Regions from separate parts of the Mus musculus genome. Here regions 2 and 3 are each linked to region 1. Evidence: chromatin loops called from intact Hi-C (ENCODE). Cell type or tissue: left cerebral cortex. All regions are shown on one strand.

Region 1 (8,000 bases):
CAAAGTCTGTTCAATTCCACCCCCAAGGCTGGTGTCCAGTCTAAGAATCTCATAGAGGTAGAGAATTCAGTCCCTACTTTGAGATCAGGGCATAGATGACAGCCTAAGGAAGTTCAAAGACAGTTAATTAGTACCCTCAGTTCTTTTGAAAATTATTAAAGAGTCCAGAATTAGAAATTCAGATTTCCTCCAGACTCCGGAGAACAAACACCTCTCCTCTAAATGGCTTAATGTGTCTGTTTAATGTACACAAAATTATCTTGCAGGAAGTGGGGGCTGTTTCTCCTGTCACTTCACATTTCCAGACTATACTACCTTTGGCAAAAGGAGGAGGAATCCAAGTCTGGGAAAATTAAATTCCACAGCAGAAATTATTAGGACCAGAGGCTGTAGCAGACACAAACCTAGATGAAAGAGAAATAAATTCTTACCCCCCACCCCCCACTCCAGTTCCACCTTCATCTCTCCATCTTAGTCCAGGGCGAAAGAAAAAGAAGCTTTTATAAATTTTTGAGTGTCTTGCTGAGTTTTGTCTACAAGGTCTATTCAATAGTATAGCCATGAGCCTCAGTGTGCAGCTCCCTTCAGGCCAGGGGACTATGGAAACTGGCTTCCTGTGCTCAAACTCTCAGGGGGAAAAACCTGAGAAGGTGAACTGACAAAGAGTAATGCTTCATCACTGAGGACCAGGGAAGGACAAGCCTTCCTCCCAAGAATGTGGACATCCTTTGCTTAGGATCATGTTAATTAAATTGGAAACACTTGAAATAGTCCACTGAGGGCGTGTGGCAGTTGTTTTTCTTCAGCTCATCTAGGAAGTTAACTCGAAGCTTCATTTGGGAAACGACTGCAATCTGAATGTCATGGATCACCCACAGCGTTGGGTACCCTCACATAACTTTGGGAGGTAGCCTGCGTAGGGTTTCATTTTTTGTTTGGTAGCCCCCTGAGTCTGCTACCTTACTCCACATTAACGGATCCTCACTCCTTCCTGCCTCTGGCAGTCATTCTTTTAAGTAAACATGCCACTTATGAAACATTCATACATGCAAAGATAGAGAAGTTCCTGTCTCTGAAACAGAAAAAAAAAAATGACCTTCAAAAACTACCCAGGTGGTAGAGAGGGACATCTGTCATCTGGGGTCTCCTAAAGCAAAGGCTGGTGGAAGGACATCCCTTCAAATCATTGTAGGTGAGTGGGACTGTCACACTTCACCCAGAGTCATAGTGAGCATCCCTTAGAGAAGGCTGACTCCATGAAGATGGCTCAGTAAGGGGATCTAGCACAGATTCCCACAAGCACATGTTTTGAATACATGGTCCTCATCTAGGATGCTGCTTTGGGAAGTTGTAGAACTTCAGGAGTTGAAGCCTCGTGGGAAGAAGTGGATCCTTGTGGGGCTTAGCCTTATGGGTTATAACCTAGCCCCTTCTGGCCCACACTCTCTGTTTCTCCATCCATTTGAGCTGGGAACAGCCAGCCTCATGCACTGGCTGCCACAGCTGTGAGGAGCCACCGACTTCCCTAGGCTTTTCCTGCTACAGTAGACAAATTCTGGTTTCTGAAACCTTTAAGTCACTTCTTTCTAGGGATTTTATTATAGCAATAAATAAATAAATAAATAAATAAATAAATAAATAAATAAATATTAAATAAATAATATCTAATGCAGGCTCCAAGGCTGAAACATCTATAAAGAAACCAACTCCTTGGAAGGTATAGGTCCTTCTCCTGTGGCATCCTCCCCCCCCCCCCGCCCCCGTCAACCCCATGGCCACTCCCTTCTAGAGAGATGATCCCCTTCTTTGTATGTTTGTGGCTATGTGGAAGAGATTCAGACAGGGAAAAGATCAAAGGAGGTGAGTGAAAAGCAGTGACGCCCCCCCCCCCCCAGGCCTGTAAGCCATGAGAAGAAGACTTGAGACCATTCACTAACCTTCATGGAAGGCCAGGAAGAGACTTCCCAGATCTACCTACATCCTCCCAATGGGACCAACAGCCAAGAAAAAGACGAGCGTGCAGCTCTCCCAGCGCTGAGCACAGGGTCAAGTGCCTTCCATGTCTAAGGAAGGCGAGTTCCCATGAGCCTTTCTGGCTGTAAGTAAGTAGGGGGATGCTGGAGCCCAGAGCCTGGGGAGCCTGAGAAGGAACAGACTGCTCTAAAACACCTGACACTTATCATTTTACCCATGGAGACTCTGAGGTCCTGACTTGCTCAAGGTCACTCAAGAAGGTTACTGCAGAGGCGGGATTAGGACGTGGCTTTATGTTCACCATTAGTTCTTTTAACAGGAGAGTTTTGTACCTGTGTGGATTGATCTCAAACTGGGCCTGGAGTTCCGGGGAGGGAGGGGGGAGGGGGGCGCGCACACACACACACACACACACACACACACACACACACACTGGAGCAAGCAGGGAAATATGCTTTTGTGGAGGCTAGAGGACAGGCTCAAGTGTCATCTCTCAGGCACACTTTGTTTCTTGTTTTGTTTAGGATGGAGCCGCCCAGAGCAGGGATTATTAAGTATGTACCATGGCACATGGCTTTTCTATGTTGGTCCCAGAGCTTACATTGGGGTCACTGTCGTTATGAGGCAAGCGCTTGACCAAGCGATCTGCCTCTGCAGATCGGCAATCTAAACCTTCTGGAAAACTCTGAGGTGGCTAAGAAACTAAGTTACCCAGATCATAAAATCATGGTAGCTTCCCTAACAGCTACTTAAAGCGTCAGCTTTCCTTTTGCCAGGGGTTGTCCTCTAGGCAGGGACAGAAACCCAGATAGATCGTTCTCTGCGTGTCCAGTCCGTAAAACCAGTTCAGCATAGACTCTTCAATAAATCCATCACACCCAGACCTTTCTCCAGAAGCTCGGAGGATGGTCAAGATGGCTCTCTGGGGTCTTCCAAACTCCATGCAGAGACAGACAGATCTCTGGGCTCCTTAGTCATCAGTTCTAGACTACTTGATGAACTCTGGGCCCCTGAGAGGGAGACACCATCTCAAACAAAACAAAGTTCACAGGCCAACAGATCTAGCAGGGTTTGAGGACAGCCAGAAACCAGGCAACTGTTGTCCTTTGAAATACCCTCTTTCTGTGACCTGGCCTCTGTTTCATGGCATTATTGTTGTAAGTGCAGACAACTATGGCGATTGTTTTTTTTTTTGTTTGTTTGTTTGGTTGGTTTTTTTTTTTTCTCCTTCCTGGTGAGCTATCCTCTACTTTCCTTAGGAAAGTTGCTCTAGCCATAGTCACAAAATATGTGGGGTGGGGGACATTAAACAGGAAAAGAGAGGGCTGACACAATGGGCAAGAAGAGAGTTTCTTGAACCTCTCAGCTCGTCTACTGGATCCTGGACTTCTATGCCTGTGGAAGAGCCGGTGTGACTAGTCCATTTACTGTCTGGATTAACCATCTCTTCTAAACAAGAAAGGCCCAGTGGTATGCTTGCCTAGGGCGGAGGCACATAGATGGAAGGATCCTTGGAAGTCCCAGGTTAAATGAAAACCCATGTCCCCGCAGTTTTACACACTGTGACCCAAGCTACCACCCAGAGATTGCTGGCTTCATCTTCCCGGGCTGTCCATATCAGCACATGGCTAATTTCATTAACTGAAATTAACTAGATGGGCAAAACAGAGCCCTGCTGCGTAAGAGGCTTGGGTGCATTTAATTAAGTTTATGAGTGTTCTGATTCCTCAAGACAGACAGGCAAGAAACAACTGCCAAGCCTTCTTTCTCTCTCTACCCAAACTTGAAAGAACAATTCTTATAATAAAAAACATTCTGAGGCCAAATGGTAGCTTCTGGGTGGTATCATTTCCCTAAAATTGTCTTTTCTGGAAGATGCCTTTTTCTGGAACCTGACTCTCTAAATGGGGCTCCTAGTCCTCCAGATTGGAGTGTTTAGGGCCCACAGGCACGAGTCCGTCTGCCTCCTCCTAAACATAGCCTCGCAAACTAAACTCGGAAGCATCAGCTTGCATGTGGTCCCTAGTGTGAGCGACTTCATCGCCACCGTCGTCTCTATTTTTGAGTCTCTCTACTAAACTTTCTCGCAGCTGGAATGGAGGTTCTAAAGGCAGTCACAGCCCACTAAGAGATTTTTTTTTTTTCCTCACAAGTAGCCACATCTAAACCTCTGAGGGCTCGAGAAGCAAGGAGGAGAATCACTGCATGCCCTGACTGAAAAGCTCCGAACCGCCTATTCCATTCTAAGCCTCCAGGGGGCACCAACTCTTACTGGTCTGGAAGGAAGGAAAAGAGGCAGGAGGGCAGTAAGGCAGAAGGCCGCTTATATGTTAGTCATATAAACATATTTATGCACCCCTTGGGATCCAGCAGCAGGGACTCGCAGGATGTGAGACTAGAATTAGAAATGCTGAGGTCCCAGGTCTGCTCGAGGGACTCCCCACAGCATCCAAGCATCCCGTTTTTTTCAGTTTGCATCTGTTGTCCTGTGCAGAGTTTCTGTAAGAAACAAGAGGTATCTGGTGCCTGTAATGGGGGCTCATTTCCAATAGTTGTCCAGAGGACATGCCTCACATGCATACTTTTACACATTCATGTACATACTATGTTCACCCATATCTTCTGCAAAGTGCCACACCTTTCCATGTCTTTTCAATGGGTCTGTGGCCACCAAAATGGCTGTTACACACACTTCACATATGGTGCTGTTGACATGCCCACTGAAATCAGCCACATACTCTGTCAGGCTCACTCTGTCTCGAGGGAAAACTGGGCATGGAGACCATACTGAATGCATTTGACCCTCTTTCCTTGAGACTTATCTGTTATCCTGGTAAAGGTTTTCCTGTGACACACATGCCCACAAGGACAGCTCCAGGGAGCTGAGTACAACCCCACCTCTGGCCCTTGCACAGCTCAGGGAGGCTAGATATGAAGTGAGAATTTCCTGGCCAGCTTGACAACGATGAGTCAGGCTGGCACGAGCCAGTCCAGTCTCAGGAAGACCAGACCCTGGATGGACCTGAATGAAGGGTGTGCACAGGACAAACACTGACTGACTAGACCCACACTAGACCCACATGAGGGATGGCTAGCTATACCCAGAACTGCCCAGCAGCCTTGCTCAGTGTTTAGAGAACTCTCTCTCTCTCTGTCTCTCTGTCTCTCTGTATCTCTCTCTCTCTCTCTCTCTCTCTCTCTCTCTCTCTCTCTCTCTCTCTCTCTCTCTCTCCCTCTCTCTCTCTCTCTCTCTCTCTCTCTCTCTCTCTGTGGAAAAAAATTTTGTTTTACCCTCTCCCCTCCCCTCCCTGCCTTCATGGCTCTCCGTGACAGCCACTATAACATTGTGCCTGGGCTGACAGGTAACACAAACCATGGGAGCCAATGTTTATTGAGCACTAGCCACACAAGAGGCAGTTTTCTGGCATGCATTCAAGAACTTATCACCACAACAGGAAGACCCAGAGTCTGGCATTCTCCCCACCAGCAAGATGAAGAAATTGTGGCTTCAGAAGATGAAGCTATTGGCCCAGAATGAAAGCCCCGAGGAGAGGTTAGACAGGGATGGTAGCCTGGCTGCAGCTTCAGCCACAACACACACAGAGGCCCTCTGTATTCCAAGGACCATACCGCAGCAGCTCCTTGCCAGGAATACAGAATATTTGTTGTTACAGAGTGTTCCATCTCACCTCCTGGTATGTTCTGATGACCTAGCCAGTGATTCAAGCTGCTGAAAAGAGGTCCCAGTCAGACCCTTCTTGAAGGACAGAACTCCTAGCTTGCAGCCCAACAGAGGTTAAACAGGGCGGGAAGGGACATTCCATTATAATATACCAATAAATATATGGGAACTAGTTCCAGAGAGGTGGTCAGGCAAATGGTTGAGATAAAAGCAAAAGTAGGTACTACCCCTATCCAGGCCCCATTCTCTTGGACATCCAAAGGCATAGGAGTTACCATACCATGAACAATGTTTGGGGACACTGTGGTGTTCAGCATGAAACTCTTGGGCCAGAAGGATCTTTCTTTCTCCAGAGCTGTCTGATTTCTAAGTCTGTCCTTCCTTTTCCCATCTGCTCTGGGAAGGCCAGAGGAGCCATCCTGCCAGCTAGTAAAATTAGCAGCTGGGCTTTTTTACGGGGCACACTGGGGAGCTGGGTACACTGAGTACCAGTTTACAGGCCAGCAGCCAGGGTGGGCTGAGACCCCGCCTTATAGACAGACCTGAATCAGGATGGTCCTCACACAAGGATTCAGTGAGAGGGAAGGACAGTGCTGTGGATCTGTGGATGTCGGGGATGAAGGGCCTTGGGTAGCAGACTGCAGGAGGGTAGCCATGAGAGAAAGTGCAAGGGGTGACTTTGCTATGATGATCTCAGAAGCAGACTGTGTCCAGCCCCTAGGCTGAACCTGCTAAAAGAACAAACAACAGAGAACTTGCTAGCAGCCTGGGGCCACTCAGCCCAGCTTCTATCGCTTCCTAGTCTCTACTTAAGACTCAATTGAGCTTACGGAAGCAATATAGGTGCATTGTTCAGAGACTGCAAAAATATTACATCCTATCTATTACCTTGTGCAGTGGGCAGCTTAGAAAATTCTTTGGGAAGAATTTCACCAGTTTCAAGGGAGGGTGGCAAACTTTTTTACCATGGGACCAGACAGTAACTGTTTTTAGGCTGGTGAGAGTTTGGGACTCTATGGATGCTCCTTGTATCCTTACTGTACTGTGTTACAAAAGTAGCCACAGCTGCAATATAAATGAACTTGCATGGCTTTTATGACAATTAAATTTTGAGGGCAATGAAATTTGAATTTTGTATACTTTCCATGTGTTACAAAATATTTTGTTTTAGATTTTTCTAAAGTAATTTGAAAATACGAAAAACGATCTTTTGCTCCTAAGCCATACCAACAGAGCAGTGAACCACTCTGGCCCACATGCATCAGATGGTTGGGTAGGTTCAGCGGCGTCACTCCTGTGCTATGGGAAAAGGATTCCATAGGGAAATAAGGACTGAAGCTGCCCTGGCCAGTGAAACGGTTCCGTGGGTAAAGGGGCTTGCCACCAAGTCTGACCACCCGTGTTCAATCCCAGGGACCCAAATGGTAACAGAAAGTAGAAAACTAACTCTAACAAGTTGTTTGTTGACTTTATTGTGTGACGTGCCCTGCCCCCAGAATATTATATGTGAATAAATATATCTTTTTAAATTAAAAAAAAAAAAGGACTAGAAGTTTGTGTGAGTACAGAAGCTTTTTACGCTCCTGCTCCAGATGCCTCTGTAAGCATCCATAGGCTGGCATGCATGGGCAATCCCCACGATCAGCTAGGAAATGAAGTCTGTTCAAGTTCCCAGAGGATCATTTTTATCCCAAAGCATCTCTTGCATTCAATGGCACTTAATTAAAGCAGTGAGGATTCAGCTTGGCCAATTGTTGGTAGTTATGTCAGAAGACAGTTGTGAGCATCTCTAGCAACAGGCAGCTCGCAACCTGAGGTAGGAGCCTGATCAGTGCAACCGCTCCTGTGACATACTCTTCCATCTGAATAAATGGTACTGGGTCACAAATAACAAGTGTCATAACTCTGGTGCCTCTTCTATCAAAGTCAAAACAGTTACTTAACCATATAAAAATATAACATATCATCTATGATTTCCTGACTAACACCAACATACTCACACAGGATAAAATAAAGAGGCATAATTTAAATCCTATTGGTGAATTACTATGTGAGTCGTTTGACTCAACCCCCCTCCCTTAAGGGTGTTCATGCCAATAAAACCTGTTGGCTTCCAATGGGACAGAAGAGAAGCAGCAATACATCACTACCCATAATACAACTGCCAAAGATTCCTATTCTTTCTGCTCTATAGAGTAACTGTTGATGCTGCGACAGTTTTATGTAGCATTGCCCAAAATATGAAAGGATAAAGAATGGATGTGGGGAAGAGGGAAGAAAATGGACATGTGTGCTGTGTGCAAATTTGCTACCGTGTTTCACTGATAAGGGCTATGATACACAC
Region 2 (8,000 bases), 220 kb after region 1:
CCGCCCGGCCCGCCTGGCGTGCGCCACGCGTGTGCGCTGCGCCCGGGCCCGGGGTCTCCCGCCCGTCCCCGCACAGCTCTCTCGGGTGATGAGGCGACAGCTCCTTAGGATCGGAGAATCCGCGCCCTCCCGACCGGGCGTGCCCGCGCCACCCTTCCTCCCCGGGGCTGCGCTCCGCTCCTGGATCGCCGCCTCCTGTGCTCGCGGGGCCGCGGCAGGTTGGTTGCGGCGGTCTGCCCTGCCTCCGCGGCCAGCTAGCCGATGCTCTGCGGGACCCCTTCGGGCCGGGTCTCTGTGACCCTGAGCTTCCTCGGCCTCCGCTCGCTTCTTCCTCCTTGCCTCCTCGGGCTCCTCCTCGTCCCCGTTCTCGCAGCCCGAGCCTCTTCGGCGCGCGCCCCGCGCGCCCCGCAGCCGCCAGCAGTGGCAGCTGCAGCAACTGGAGCGGGCGCGGGCTCAAACAGCCCGAAGCGGGAGGGGAGGAGGCTTACCGGGCTAACTCGCCTCGGCTTGGGGCTGTGTAGGGGCAGCAGGTCATTTGGCAGTGGTGGGGCATGCGGCCCCCCATCTTCCAGGATGTAGAGTATAGCGCCACCAGCCTAGAGGTAGGACTTTGCAGGTGTTGCGCCCCTCTAGGCTCAGCAGGGTACCAGAAGGGGAAACCACCAGGTGTCTGGGGTAGGCCGGTTTTCCCAAAGGGGCCCCTAATAGGGAGAGGAGTGGCTGGTTGTCAGCTAGATTCAGTGGACTTATTGCCCCTAGATTCTAAGGCTTGGAGACTAAGGAAGACCCTAGCCAGTACAGTACACCTGCTGACAGAGAGTTCACTCTTTCGTTTCCAAGATGCCACGTTGTGAGTTGCTGATGAACAACTGGGGCATCTGGAAGTCTGTTGGTAGTCTGTGACCTCTGACAGCTGCAGGTGGGTTTGTTGGTTGTTGTTGTTTGTTTGTTTGTTGTTTCCTTATTAAGCAAAGATGACAGCAGCCTGGTGGTTGGTGTGGAACAAACTGGGTAGAAAAGGAGGTTTCTTAAAGGGCTGCTTCCTAGTTCTTTAGACTCGTGTGGGAAGGGCAAATGGATGACGGGTACTCTGCATTCAGGCTTGCCTTTCTACATTTCTGGTCTCCCGTTTCTCCCCTTTAAAGGGAAGGAGTCCAGGATTGTTCAGCAGCCCCTGTCCCCCGCCCCACCCCCAGTCCCCCTATCGTTGCACACAGAAACTTCCTCCCTCTGGACACTTCTCCAGGCTGGCAGCTGGACCACAACTTTTTCCTGTGCTAATTAAAACCAAGATGATCACTCTCCCCTCACTGCCCACAGTGATTTCCCCAAAGTTTCCAGCTCATTAGTTATAGTCTAATTGGAATTCTCAGGTTCCTTTCAAGACTCTTCATATGGTAAACTGGCCCAAAGGAGCCTCCTTACCTGAACAAGCTGTCTCGACCTAAATCATTGGTCAGCCACACCCTGGCCCTAGGATACAGAGGGCCAAAGAAGGCCAAGCCTGGCAGACACTGAAAATATGTGAGTCTCAAATTGGTTGGTACATTCCTTGGGCTCAGTATACATATCCATTAGAAAAGACTTAAGGTCAAAATCACCTCCCCCATAAAATAGTACACAACAGAAGGCCAGCAAAATGGCTCTGCTGGTAAAGGTACTTGTCTCCAAACCTGACCCCCTGCGCCTGATCCCTGAAATTCACAGAGTCAAAGGAATAAGCTAACTCCTGTTAACCATTCTCTCATGTCCATGTGCATGCTATGGGGCACACTCACATTTACACACACAGAAAGGGGGGTGCTAAAGAAGAGAGCAATAAATGGTGTTTTCTAGAAGCAGAAATTGCCTCAGTCTCCCCTTCAGCATCATCCATCCTTCTGCACTCAGAGGGCTGCAACACAATCCCCATGCATTCAATGGCCCTGGCGCTTTTCCAACATCCTGGGGTAGTTGAACTTTGAAAGGCTGGGGAGAGGTGCAAGAGGCTGCGGTACTGAGATTCCTTTATTGGCCTTCTCACCAGCTGGGTCTGTGCCTTGACACAAGCCTGAGGGACTTTCCTTAAGTCCAAGAATTAACATTTAAAACTCATAACATTCATAGCATAAGTCAGCAAAGGACAGGTACTGTCCTGCCCCACCATGGGTCATCGAGCCTTCAGAATGTATTCCCATAGGAGCAAAACTTGAACCTTTGCAGCCAGTGGTACCCTCTAGGTTCTTCCTACCTAATATCTACAACCTAGATCCCCCTGAAAACTATTATCATGATGACTTAACAAGATGCTAGTGGCTGCTGTGCCTTCTGTCCTCTCACATTTGAAGTCCCCACACCATTACCATTATCATCATCATCATTTAAAGGGCTCCAGAAGTCCCATAAGACACCTACTCCAGCCACCACTCTGTCTGCTCTCGCACCACCCCTAACTTTGCTGACTGAAGCTTTCAGCATCTCCAGTGTTGTCCAAAACCATGACTTGATCAGAATTCATCAGAGACCTTCAGGGTCAATATTATTGCCTGTTCCTGTGTGAACTCAGGGTACTCAGGATATAGGCACAGAATGAGAGTATTCCCAACTACCAGAAGTAGATATCATCAGGCCTTTGCCCATCTCTGACCAGCCTTTTAAGAAGAGGCTCTCCCCCTAGACACAGAGGAACCTCACATTCAAAAGGAACCTTGGACATCACAGGCTTGTGCTGTTCATTCCGAGAGCTACAACAAAAACAGAAACCAGAGGCAAGAGAGAGAACTTGGTGAGAAAAATGCTTGAGTTCAGATCTCTAGCACCCACATAAAATCAAGGCATAGTGATATGCTCTGATGCTGGGAGGTAGAAAGAAATACAGATACCAGGGGAGTTTCAGGATGAATAGCAAAGCCAAAAAACAAAACAAAACAAACAAACAAACAAACAAACAAAATTAAACCAGGAGGGGTAAGCTCCAAATTGAGCCTTCCTCAATTAAGGTAGAAAGCTGACTAAGTAAAACATCTGGCATCAACCTATGCCCTCCAAGCACTGTGCATTAGACCCACACACCACAACACACACACACACACACACACACACACACCACACACACACACTCCATAAACTGGACAAACTGGGACCAGATCAGATCTTCTGGCCCCGGGTTTTGCTCATAGAGTGCAATCCGTGGGAAGAGCAGCAATTAGGGGCCCCTGCCTCCACTTTACTGCTCTGTACACCCACACAGCCCCTCAGAAAGACAGTTGGAGCAGGACCACACAGCTGCAGGAATCTCTGAGCTCTTCTGTCTGTAGCCTTTATCCCAGAGGGCCACATACCAGGCTGTGGCCAAGCTCCAGAGGAACAGAACCCATCCAGCTTGCACAGGATCTGTCACCCATGCCTACTGATTGTCTTTTTACTCTTTCATTAGCCTGGAAAATGGGAAGATCTAGAAGTATCTACAAATAACCCCAGAGCATCATCTCTACCTTCTGTAGGCGTGTCTACAGATTGGGTATCTAGAAGGATTGTACAAGAAATAAAAGCAGGAGAAATAAAAGTAGAAACTTATAGTGAGGCCATTCATTTGCCTGTAAATACATTTAATAGCTTCCCAGACTCTTCAGCAAATGCACATGTGTCTATGGTCACCTTCAGAGCAAGCCTGGGTTTTCAAATCTGTTACCTATTCTAAGCTGGGTATTCCCCCATGGGACTTAAAAGAAGTACATGAGAGGAAGACCACAAGCACACAAACTAAAAAAACAAAAATGAAGTCCAGGGAGACTGAAAGGCTGTCTACGCAGATGTCAGCAGTGTCACAGTGTCACTGAGCTTCACCTTTCTCCAGCCCCAGCCTGGACCTAATGAACCCTGAGACTCACATTACAAAAAGGAATTACGAATCTGTTGGGAGATTCAGTAATGCCTCCCTAAGTGATGTGGCGTCCTCTGGTGGCGTCTTCTGGTAGACCACTACTTGGTGACTATTCAAAGGGAGGCTGACTCATTCAGTTGAGACCTGAAAATCCTGAAGAACATTTCACAGTCAAACAAACAATGTAAGCACGGGAAAGGGAACGATGGGTTTGGGTGATAGTCGTTAGAGGACACATGCTGACTACAGTTAATAATGGTTAGTAAACTTGAGAAGGGACACCAAGGGTTCTGACCACAGATGCATACAAGAAAAAGGTAATATCTAATCAGCTTGAGTTCACCAGCTATTCATCCCACAAAAAATAAATATTTCAAATAATGCTGTGCAATATACATACATACAATTTTTGTCTGTTTAAATGTTAAAGCTGGAGAGATGCCCCGGCGGCTCAGGGCATGTGTGGCTCCTAAAAGACCCTACTTTGTTTCCCAGCACCCACATAATGGCTCACAACCATCTGGAACTCTAGTTCTGAGAAATCCGGTGCCCTCTGCTAATCTCTTAAGGCATCAACCACTCATGTGGTTCACATATAGGCATGCAGATAAAACGCTCGCCCATAAAATGAATAAATTAAATGCTTTAAGTAAAAGTAAAGAGAAATATCATATCCAAGATGATATCAACTTTTCACTTATGAATTCTGTACCATATAAAGTGTTGGTATGAAGGTAGATGGCCCAGTTCATGTTCTTTCCACAACACAATCTAATGCTCCATCTTGGCTATGACTGTCATTAGTATCTCCACACTTCCTTAAATTATCATGATGTGAAAAGCTGGAGAGAGTTGGCAACATGAGATTGGCGCTCAGAACTAATGTGCACATTTAAAAAAAATAACTGGGCATGAGGCTCACTTAAAATCTTAGATCTGGACAGTCTGGAGCAGGCAGATCCCTAGGAGTCACTGACCAGTCAGACTAACCACTAGATGAGTGACAGGGAAAAAGAAAACTCTCAGAGAAAAGTGGGATGGTGTCTGAGGAAGGACACTTGAGGTTGCCCTCTGGCCTGTGCAAGTGTGGTCACCAAACATATGTGTACACATACACACATGCACACAAGCACATATACAAATAAACACACATACTATCGACAAGCATATGTGTGCCCATACACACATGCAGACACACATACACAATTACCATGGTGCACTGCTGCCTTCTCACCTCCTTATAATTTATTTGTGGTAGAAGATGGGAAAGTAGCTACTCCACCTCCTTACAGCTTCAAGAAAAGGAGGCTGAGTTCTCCATCGAGCTACTTGACATGCCAAGAGTCCTCTATCTCTGGAACAATTTCTGATTTATGACAAAGGAGGAGAAGCACAGTGGCCCAACTCTCAAAACTATATCCAAGGGCCTTTGGGTTTCCAAATGTTCGTTGGGTGGAAAGAGACTAAGAAAGCAGATCTGAGTAGGTTAGGTTTTCTTTTCATAACTAATTAATATTTGCTTTGTATTTATTTCTGTTTAAATGATTAATTCAGGCTTATTACAAAAAAAATCAGACTACAGAATCTTCATAAGAGGATATTGAATCTCCCTAGAATCCCACCACCCACAGATCATCTAACCACTTTTAGACTTTTTTTAGACTTTTCCTGTGGGTCTGAACATAAAACATTCACGCTACTTTCCTTTAACATCAAACTATAAGGATTTTCTCTGTCATTAAAGAGCTTGGGAGACAGCAAGAAGGACAACTGAGTGGCAGACCAGCAGATGGCATACTACTGACATGTGGCTTATCCTAAAAAATTGATATAAAAGTAAGCTCTAAAACTGTGTGCAAATCTCTCACAGTAGCTGAGAGATGTCAGAAGGCCTCCATTGATATTCTTACATCCTGGCCTCAGTAGATGTCTAGCTGAGACCAGCTGGCCAGAGGGTCCTTTCCTGCCCCTTACTACATCACAGACCTCAGATCAGCCCATGCCTAGCAAAGAACTTGAGTCAGGGCATGAGAGTCTCAAAGTAATTGCCCCCTTTTCTAACACATCAAAACTATTGCCTTAGCCAGGCACAGTGGTGCACACCCTTAATCCCAGCTTTCAGGAGGCATTCAGGAGGTAGAGATAGCCAGATCTCTGAGTTCCAGACAAGCCTGGTCTAGGCAAGAACTGGTGAGTTCCAGGGTAACCAGGGCTACACAGAGAAACCCTGTCTCGGGGAGAGAAACCATGGCCTTTGGAGAAAAGTGGCATGCTCTTGCAGGTCCTCAGCCATAGACCCTTCTGCAGTCCAGATGGAAGCTAGCAGGAACATACACTCTCCTTTGTCCAAGATGGTACCAATATTTAGGGTCATGGTTGATAGAGTCAACTCAGAGATCACGCCCTGACTGGAAGGCACCTTTCACTTCCATTTTGCTGGACTGCCAGAAGACAATTCTGCTCATCTCTCTGTCCCTGTCGACTCTGCTAGGATTGTCTCAAGCAGACTACCAGTGTCTTGAGTCCTTCCTGAGAGAGGCTTCTCGAACCAGAGAGTCTGCTTTCTTCTATGGTGCTGAGAGAAAACAAAAAGGAAGAGTCTCTCTGTGCTTCCTGTGTGTTTCAGGCTTCCAGACCAAAGCACTGGCTACTCTTTTTATTTCCTTCAGGGTTCCTAGTTTAATCTGTGCAGAAGCTCTGCTTCCAGAGCTGGGGAGTCCAGCACTCAATTCCTTGTCCTGAATAAATAAGGACTTTGGCACACGAGACAGCATATAGATGGGGCAGAGGACTTACTCCTGCCCCTCAGATGAGAATGGTGTTGAGAGCAAACTTCCTGCTTAGAAACACTCATGGGAATAAGAATCCATGAAGTCAAACATGTCAGTGGTGGCCCGGGATGGGCTTCCTGGCTTCTGATTCTGATTTGTGCATGCTGCACCGTGTTTTGTGATGACACAGTCTAAGGTAGTTCAGAGGATAAAGTGCCTGCAGCGCAAGCATGGGACATGAGCAAGTTCAGATCCCTTGCATCTACCTAGAAAACCATATGTACTTGCCTGTAATCTCAGTGCTGGAGAAGCTGAAAGAAGATCCATGGGACTCACTGGCCAGCTTGTCTAGGCAAACTCTTGAATGCCAAGTTCACAGAGATACCCTATCTTAAAAAATAAGGTGGCCTGCAATGCAGGAAGACACTAAATGTCAGCCTCTGTTCATATTCTTGCACACATACACACATGCACATTCACCTGCAAACACACATCTACACACACACACATCTGTAACAGCTAACAGCTCCCTTTCTTGGAAGTCTATCCCATCTTTGGCTTCAGTATCCCCACAGTTACCAAACAATCTATTTTCCAAAATGAAGTACAATTCTAATGGCTCAAAAAGATTATGAGCCATGATATTTTATGAGGGGTGAGCTTGTTTGTATGAAACCAAGAAACACAGCTTTGCTCACATCTTTCTAAAACAAACCAACCAAAATTTCAATTTAGCAGCGCCCTGGGAGATTCAAGAGAATGAGCCATAAAAGGGAAACACAGCGATAAACTGGTCTCTGAGTTCAAGAGGGAAGTTCATCAAATATATTCATGCAAGGAGCTGGCCATGTTTCCACAGAATGCTGTGAACGTCTCAGAATGTATTCAACCTAAAGCAAAGATTGTTCCCTGTGCACAGGAATCTTAGAGGTGGTCTCACCTTTGCCCCAGATTTGCAACCTTAAGTCTAGCATTGGTGGCATTTTCCAGGGCATACGGTGTGGTTATCTTACAAATCTAAAGGACAGCTAAAGATAGAGGTGACACAGTCAATTATCTAGACATTCTCGAGAAAGCCCACACATGAGAGAGAGAGACAGAAAGACAGAGAAACAGAGACACAGACAGAGACACAAAGATAGAGACAGAGAGAGAGGTAGAGACAAAGACAGAGATAGAGACAGAGACAGAGAGACAAAGACAGACAGAGACATAGAGAAACAGAGAGACAAAAAGACAGAGAGAAACAAAGATGGAGAGATATGAACTCTGCCTATTCCAGGAGCTAAAGCCTTGACTTTTGGCAATATCTATAGAGAATGTCATCAGCTTTTTCTCTCTGGGGACCCGTTTGAACACAAGCATTA
Region 3 (8,000 bases), 73 kb before region 1:
CATGGAACACATTTGTATTCATGATGTTCAGCTGGGCACTCACATTTGGTGGTATGTAACGGAAGGTGACAGCTTGGCGAGCTGGAGCCCTACTGTTCTGAGGACTAATCAGGAATGGTCTTGGTTTGGTCTGTCTCTTATAGACCCACAGGGAAGCTCATCAACAAAACACACTGCGAGTCTTATGCACAGTACACTAATAGCTATTACAGATACATGATTATTCTTGGCCCTCTCTTGCTGCTAACTGGGTAGCAGCCATTCCCTGTTTGCTTCGAAGACTTGAAAGTAAAAGCCATCCAATAATTAAAAGTTAAAAGCAAAGTTGGGATGGTGATTTGTTTTTTATTCCCCACCCAACTTGGAAGAATTTGCCTTTGGAGAACCAACCAAACCAAATCAAAGCTGATTCAATCCACTGGAGACATCATCTGGTTTGCATAGTTGTCTGGCTGAGTTACACCACAGCTGTTCACAGTGACATGGTTCATTAAACAAGAAAGTCTTCATCAGACCCTCCCCCCTGCACTGTGTTTTATCAGATCCTACTCCACACACCACCAGAGAGTCGCTGCCTTACACAGTGTGCGAAGCTACCCCTGGCCAGTGGGGCAATCAGAGGATTATTTTTATGCGATGTTCTATTGGCTAGACCTTGTAGGTTGGCTGCATCAATTAAAAGCCACTACATTTTCTCTGATAGAAATTACTGCCATCAGACATCACACTAGACAGTGAGTTTCCTGTGGGAAGGGACCATATCACTTCATCTTTATACACTAAAGATGCTAAAGCCAAGTGCCTGGCATTTGGAAAGCACAAGACAGAAGTCTAGTGAATCAAGTAGGAAATGACAGTAGCTCTCCTCATGGTCTCCCAAGTGCAGTATATAGAAGTCAGGAAGTGCCCTGATTGCAATGAACATTTGGTGTCTCAAGTTATATCTCCTTCCTTTCTGGTTTTTTAATTTTCCACTCGACTGGGTCAAACTGCTCAAATCTGCATGAAAGCAGACAGGATTCACAAAATCTCCTCAGGCCCCCCAAAGGTTCAACAACACCAATTAGGCTTCCTTCAGACTCAGAGACCCCACTGGGTGGCGGGGCATCAGTGCCAGGCTTCCTTAAGAATCCCATGGTCCAAAGAAACTACCAGAAAATGAGCTGCTAAGAAGTGCCAGTGACCTTGAAGTTTCTCTCCTGGCAAGAAGCAGTGATTCGACTTAGAAAGCATAGTAATGAGTGGCTGAGGCACACCTGGAAGGTTCGTCAGCTTACCTGTCATAGACCAACTCAAAGCCGAGCATATGTCATAATCACCAAGAGGATGTAATCAAACTCAGATGACGGAGTCTGCATCCTTAAAAACTGCCAGGTGATGCTGCTCTTATGGGTGCCCCTTTTTGGAAAGCACTGGTTTAGACTGTCCAATGTCTCAATTGGAGTTTGGAATCTACCAGAGCTTATAATTTGAAGCAAGTTACTTCAACTCTTCCAGACTCATGATGCCAAGTGCCAAACCAAATCGCCAAGAGTGTCTTTCCTACCAGGTCAAAGAATATAGCTGCTTAGTAAAATGCTGACAGGTGAAGGGGCTTGATGAAAGCTAAACATTAGGGAGGGAATGTGGTCTGATGGAAAAACTCTGTGACAGAACAGCTGGATAGCATTACAGTCTTAGTGCCGCCACTACTAACTTTCTACGTGACCTCTGGATTCATGCCCTCCTTAGTAAGATGAGGACATTTGGCAGTTTATAATGGATTGAGCTGACCCTGTTCTTGACTGTATTATATACCACCATGTATGAGAACTGCTTCCGTAAATATTTGTACCACACCTCAGAGTTTCCACTGCTACACCCCAGGTGAATAACTTTACTCTACCTTGAAAACAACCCACACTAGGATTTTCTTGTGTAGCTCCCGATGCTACACTACTCATATCATCTAAGGGACACATTTCCTTGGCAACTCAATGTGGAATCTTTCTAGCTTCATAAAATCCTAATGTAGGCTAGAGAGATAGCTGTATGTATAAGGGGTTTGCCTTACAAGTGTGAGGACTTAAGTTTGGATTCCTAAAACCCACAAACCTCCCCCCAGAAACAATGATGTGTGTGTGTGTGTGTTTAATTCCATATTCTTACAACAGGATAGCAGGGAGAGACAGGAGATACCCAAAGTAGGGGGAATAGCTACCCTGCCATATTTTAGTGAAAAAAGTGAAACATTTTTAAACATGGTAGAAGGTGAAGACCAACAGGTGAGGAAGAGAAAGAAAGAGGGTGGAGGAGGAGGAAGAGAGAAGGGGAAGGGAGGGAGAAGAGAGAGGGGTTGAGAAGAGGAAAAAGGGAAAGAGAGGGAGGAGAGAATGGGGGAGGACAGGGAGGAAGGGGTGGGAGGTTAACAAGATTGTCCTCTTGTTACCATGGCCATTTCCACCTGCCTCCCAATGCTATTCTTTGTTCTTTTGTGGTCACATTCGTCACGATGCCCTAGAAAGCTGGGAATCATCAGCTGTCCACTGAGGATAAGTCTTACTGTGTTCATAAATACACAGGAGGATAAGGAGGGGAGAGAACCATGTTCTGGGAGTGGGGCGGCTGGGGAAACTAGTTTCTAAATTCATTTCCACAACCCATTCTTGGGCAGGCAAACCTCAGAACAAAGTCTGAAGGGCAAATTCTACACCTAAGATTCACAGTGCTTTCCTCCTGCTGTTTCCTTTAGCCTCACTGCATCCCCTCCACCCCCAAGTATCCCCTACCAGCCCCACACAAACTTCCAGGCAGCAGCAGCTGGGTTACTTCACCTGTTGATACTGAGATGTTGTTTGTTTTTTTTTTATTTTTTTTGTTTTTGTTTGTTTGTTTGTTTTTTACCAAATGCTGATGAAATTTCCCCATCAGGAAATTTAAGTCAAGGTGATATTAATCTACTTCTGGTGTGGAGACTGGATCTTCTTGACACTCTTAACCATCCTACCAGTCACGAACCATCCTAGTGCCATGAGCCAAGACTTCATGGTCCTTTGGAATGCAACCTGCAAGCTGGAAAGCCCTTAATTAGTTTCTTGGGAGGCTGGAGTCATCCCTTCCAGCTGCTTGGCTTACATGGGGCAGGACCTGATGGAAAAGGTGGCAACCAAGGAGACTTGGATAAATAGGGTGCTGCTTCAGACTTTGTGGTGCTTTAAATAAAAATGACCCCCAAAGGCCATAGAGAGTGTCACTATTGGGAGTTATGGCCTCATTGGAGGAAGTGTGTCATTAGGGGGTGGGCTTTGAGGTCTCAGATGCTCAATTCATGCTCAGTGTAGCTGTCACTTCTTGCTCCCTGTGGATCCAGAGGTAGAACTCTCAGTTACCCCTCCAGCACCATGTCTGCCCTCATGGTGCAATGCTTCCTGCAATGATGATAAGAGACTAAACCTGTGAACTGTAAGCCAGACCCAATGAAATGTTTTCCTTTATAAGAGTTGCCTTGGTCATGGTGTCTCTTCACAGCAATGAAAATCAAAATAAGACACCCTCCCACCCCCCAGTATGAGGTATCTTAAACTAGGCACCTTGTTCCATTATCGAAGGTTCTGAGATGCAAGCTGTGTTAAAGGTGAAGACCATCCCACTTGGGTTAACAGGGATTCCTGTCTCATTTTCTTGGTTGGCAGTATGAGTTTTCTGAGTGTTTCAGACCTGTGCTCACTTTCAACTTTCCTGATCAGCCTATAGTAGCTATCCCCACTTTTCAGGGTTAGAAATTGCGTCTTAGAGAAGCCAAAATGGTTGCCCAATGTTACACATGAGACACCAAAGCCTTGTTCAGTCACAGGTCTTAGACAATGAATCCCACGACCCTGTGCTTCTCAAGATATGCAGGTGTCATGGAGGCTCCAGTGGAGAAAATCCTCTTTCCTGTCAAAACATCCACTACTTCATGCTGTGGAGTATGGCTCATTTGTAATTCTGCTTCCCATAAGGAGGTACTGAGAGTCACAGACCATATCTTCATGGAGGTTGTAGGCACACTTCTTGACACATGACCTAGCATATACCTAACTCTCCTTTTAAAGGACAAAAAACTGTTTGTGCATAAATAATGCATATGTGTGTGTAGACACATGTATGTGCACGCAAAGGCCAAAAGATGGCATTGGGGATTTCCCTTGATTGATTTCCATTTTATTTATTGAAGCAGGGCCTCATCTTGAACCTGGAACTTGCCAATTCGAACTAGTCTAGCCAGCTAACTTGCCCTGAGAATTGCTTGTCTTTTCCTTCCCAGTGCTAAGATTACAAGTGACCCAATGCCTGCTTGCCTTTTACCAGTGTTCTGGGATCTGAACTCCAGCCCTCATGCTCGTGTGGGAAGTCACAGACACTGAGCCATCCCACTTGTGAAATGTGTTAATGAAATGAACCGGTGGGTAGGTTCCACTCATCCTAGAAGTCTATATGAGTATCTCACGCCCTCAGGCCTCTCTGCTGAGAGAGCTAAAATCAGACTCAGGAAAAAAAAAAAATGAGCTGCAAGTTACCCAAGAGAAGAAAGGAGGTGGCAGTAAAATAAAGAAAAGGACAAACCGGCAAAGCCTACGGGAGGGGCAAAGCAATACACAACACGATTAACAATTGCTTCCCTTAGACACCAGGTTCCCCTGAAGTCTCTTACACATATAAACACATTTCATCTTTAGAACCACTCACTGCATGGTTAGGAAATGTGGGGCAGAGATGCCTAAGCAGAAGCACTGGGATTTGAATCCAGGACACAAGAGTGCCAGAGCTGGGGATCTCTAACTGTCTACATTTGCTGCCTCCTAGGAAAAGACTTGAGCTGTATGCCCAGGTGCCCCATGAACACAGCAGCCCAGAATTTAGAGAGAGGGGATATTCCCCAGGGTCAGACAGCTCCTTTGACTCCAGCCTGCAAGGCCCCCAACTCGGGCTGTGCGGAGAAGTGCCACAAAGGCGGCAGCTGGAGATTAAATTCTGAGTAATTAACATGTTTATCCATCATAGCAGAATCATTCCCTGGAGAATTCAAGTGTCATTTCACTGTGTCTTTAACTCATGGATGCTTTTACTGTCTTGCCAACAAATACTAGTGAGGAAAAGGGTTGGCAGCTACTTGACAGAGAAGGAAACACAGCTTCTGCCCAAACCAGTATATGTGGCTGACTAGATGATGTCTATGATACCAAGATAGGCACACATGGGCAATTTGGGTCAGTTCTCATAACTCTGAGACTCAGAGCAATATGTCTACAGTGCACAGACCAAAATCAAGATAGTAAGGGTCAGGGTTCTTAGAGGCAAGCTGTGAGTCTCAGACAAGGCAGCCCTGAAGATATCATTTTAACAAGGCATGTCCTTTCCTATACTTATAAAGTGAGGGTAACATCTTCAACCCAGAGGCCCCTCAAAGCTAATCCAAAAGTAGCAAGCTGAGTGTAGGATCCAAAGGAACACTTTTAGTGATCATAGGAACGATCACTCAAGCAGGAAGCCAGGGGTAGGGTGAGGCAAAGCAGGTTCTTTCTGATGTGGGTCAAGTCCCATCAAAAGTCCTCCAGGAAGTGGTACAGATCACTAAGCAGGGTGGTTCTCCAGCCACCAAAGCAAGAAGGTCGCTTCTGGTGGTAAACATTGGCCATCATGCCATCATGGCCCTTGTCTCACATAGACAGCTGTATAATGGACATGAGCTGTAAAAAGCCCTCTGTGGGGACTGCATGGGGACCATATTTGGATTCCCCTGAGATTAGCCATAGAGTACAGGTGGGGTGGTGGGATCAAGTGGTGGTAAGTCAAGGTTCGTGTAACTAGGAAAGCAAGTGGCACTGGTGGTGGTTTTGGCAGTGATGACAAGAGTGACTGTTACCGGCCTCAGGAACATAAAGGAAGGTCTAGAGGCATATTGGGGATAGTTGGAATTCTGAATGCCATTATTCCCCAGTATCTATGCCCTGTCCCCTAAACTTGCTACCTGGAATTCTAGGGGTCCACTTGCCTCCCGACTGAGCCCTGAATATGGCTTGGAAAAAGGCCAAAGCTGACAAATGGCATTCAGTAGGTTGGAACATTAGGCGGGAAGGGACAAGGGTTGTTGGGCCACTGCCTCTTCAAACCCTCAGGTGAGGGTCTAACCACTTCAAAGTTAGAAGCCAGTTCTTACATAAAGCAATGAGAATAGCATTTATAGTAGCATGATTGCATGTTCTTGTCATCCCAGCACAGAGATAGGAGGATCCCTGGACTAGCTAAACTGGGGAGGCCTAGGTCCAAGTGAGACACCTTGTCTCAAAATCCAAGTAGATATTGAAGAATAAGAGCTCAGATTGATGCTTGGGTTCTACATGCCCACTCATCCTCATACATGCATCTGTACCTGAACACACACACATATACACATAAACACATATACTCATACACATATATACACATACACAAACACATACATACACATAGATATGCAAACACACAAACACACACACTCACACATATCACAAATACACACAAACACACATATACACACATACACAAACACATTTATACACATACATACATACACACACATACACACACTCACACATATACACTAACACATACACTCACACACATATACACAAACACACACATATATACACACATGCACACATATACACAAATGCATACACTCACACATAGACACACACACATATACACACATACAGAGATATACACAAACACACACATACATTCACACATGCACAAACATACATACACACACACACACACACACACACACACACACACACAGGGTAGGGAGGCATAAGACAGCAACTCACACCAACCTTTCAACTTCTTAGTGATGAGAGATTCAAGGAAACAGGAGGGACTCAAGCCCAAACCTGCACAGCCATTAAAAGTTCAGCCATCTGCAATCTACCCTTTTCCTCCAAAATCCTTGGCTGTCCATCTGCCATGCCATGTGGGTGCTTTCTCACCTGGGACTAACAATCCGTGACTTTTGGTCCTTGGGATTCATATACCCATCTGAGCTCCTGGAGGTAGGGAAGTGGCCCTAAGAAACTCAGGTTTTACATTCCATGTGAGTGTGTATTGTGTCTCCCAGTAGACTAAAGCCATTTGGTCAATATCTGTAGATTTTTAGCTTATTATAAACACAGTTATGTCTTTAAACCCAGGGGACACATCCTACAACCCCTAGCAGATGCCTGGAGACATAGAAACCCTACCAACTCTCTGTGTATATTCCTGCACTGCATGCCTAAGATAAAATGTAATTTATGCATGAGACAAGTAAGAAATTAATAGCCATAACAAAAAATAAAATAGGACAATTATAGGAATGCACTGTAATAAATGTGATTTAAAACATGAGATGTTGATTTCTGGAAATTTCCATTTAACACTGAAGGTCCATAGTTGAGTGAGAAAAGTGAAGCTGTATGCATCAGGGGAACCATATCACATCCAAAAACCACATTAGTTCCTGCAGCCCATGAGAGCGGAGGCTCTGTCTGTCACTGATCCCTAGCTCTATCCTAGACTCTGTCATAAAATACGTATACTGCTAAAAAAAAAAAAAAAATACTGCCGACAAAGACCATGCAAATGCATTTACATGACCCCTTCCCCACAAAGTGTGACCATGATGTTGCAATCCCCTTTTCTCATTTTGGACAGAGTAAGCCTGTAACAGCATGCAAATGAGAATAATCAAATGAATGGGCAAGAAAAAAAGGAGACCCCCAATGCAGTGTCCAGACCATTACCCATATGCCCACTGCCTCCTCATGTGGCTGTCATTTGCCTGCCTGATGCACCCCATCAACTCGCAGTTTGGGCTTTCTGTGTTGCCACTGCCATTGGTATAATCTGAGGGGCTGGTCCCCTTGACCAGCAGAGGACATCTGAGGAAGGTCTATATCCCTGGAGCCCTGTTAACTTAAGAGTCACAGAACCCAACTATACCAAGGAGACTTGCACAGGAG

What was found. Peaks named below come from ENCODE experiments on the same cell type or tissue, not always from the same donor. Only the 100,000 strongest peaks of a DNase experiment are listed, where the experiment ranks them.
Region 2: a loop joins it to region 1, with 6 times the contacts of the local background. A loop is called at or near these places in 21 of 42 quality-filtered maps.
Region 3: it touches region 1 in a loop (5-fold over the local background); 2 of 42 quality-filtered maps call a loop at or near these places.

The regions. Positions count from the first base shown.
Region 1 is chr14:23,787,377-23,795,376 of GRCm38, forward strand. The region is part of intron 2 of Kcnma1 (potassium large conductance calcium-activated channel, subfamily M, alpha member 1); the gene reads right to left. Among named protein-coding and RNA genes, the nearest start is that of Gm51422, 140 kb to the left of the region's middle. In left cerebral cortex, a CTCF peak has its summit at 4,219 (motif pointing right); DNase peaks (open chromatin) are centred at 741, 3,995, 4,174 and 4,666; H3K27ac peaks cover 4,420 bases.
Region 2 is chr14:24,004,536-24,012,535 of GRCm38, forward strand. It overlaps 4930519K11Rik (RIKEN cDNA 4930519K11 gene), which reads left to right and starts at 456. Exons shown (of 3, transcript NR_131107.1): 1 at 456-602; 2 at 760-919; 3 at 1,146-1,302. It overlaps Gm46444 (a long non-coding RNA gene), which reads right to left. Exons shown (of 6, transcript XR_001781186.2): 6 at 6,519-7,041. It also overlaps a transcript of Kcnma1 not described here. In left cerebral cortex, CTCF peaks have their summits at 589, 1,219, 3,944 (motif pointing left) and 5,629 (motif pointing right); DNase peaks (open chromatin) are centred at 182, 422, 546, 3,934 and 1 more place; H3K4me3 peaks cover 1,139 bases; H3K27ac peaks cover 995 bases.
Region 3 is chr14:23,714,423-23,722,422 of GRCm38, forward strand. The region is part of intron 2 of Kcnma1 (potassium large conductance calcium-activated channel, subfamily M, alpha member 1); the gene reads right to left. Among named protein-coding and RNA genes, the nearest start is that of Gm51422, 68 kb to the left of the region's middle. In left cerebral cortex, no CTCF peak of the experiment used is centred here; DNase peaks (open chromatin) are centred at 4,459 and 5,067; H3K27ac peaks cover 852 bases.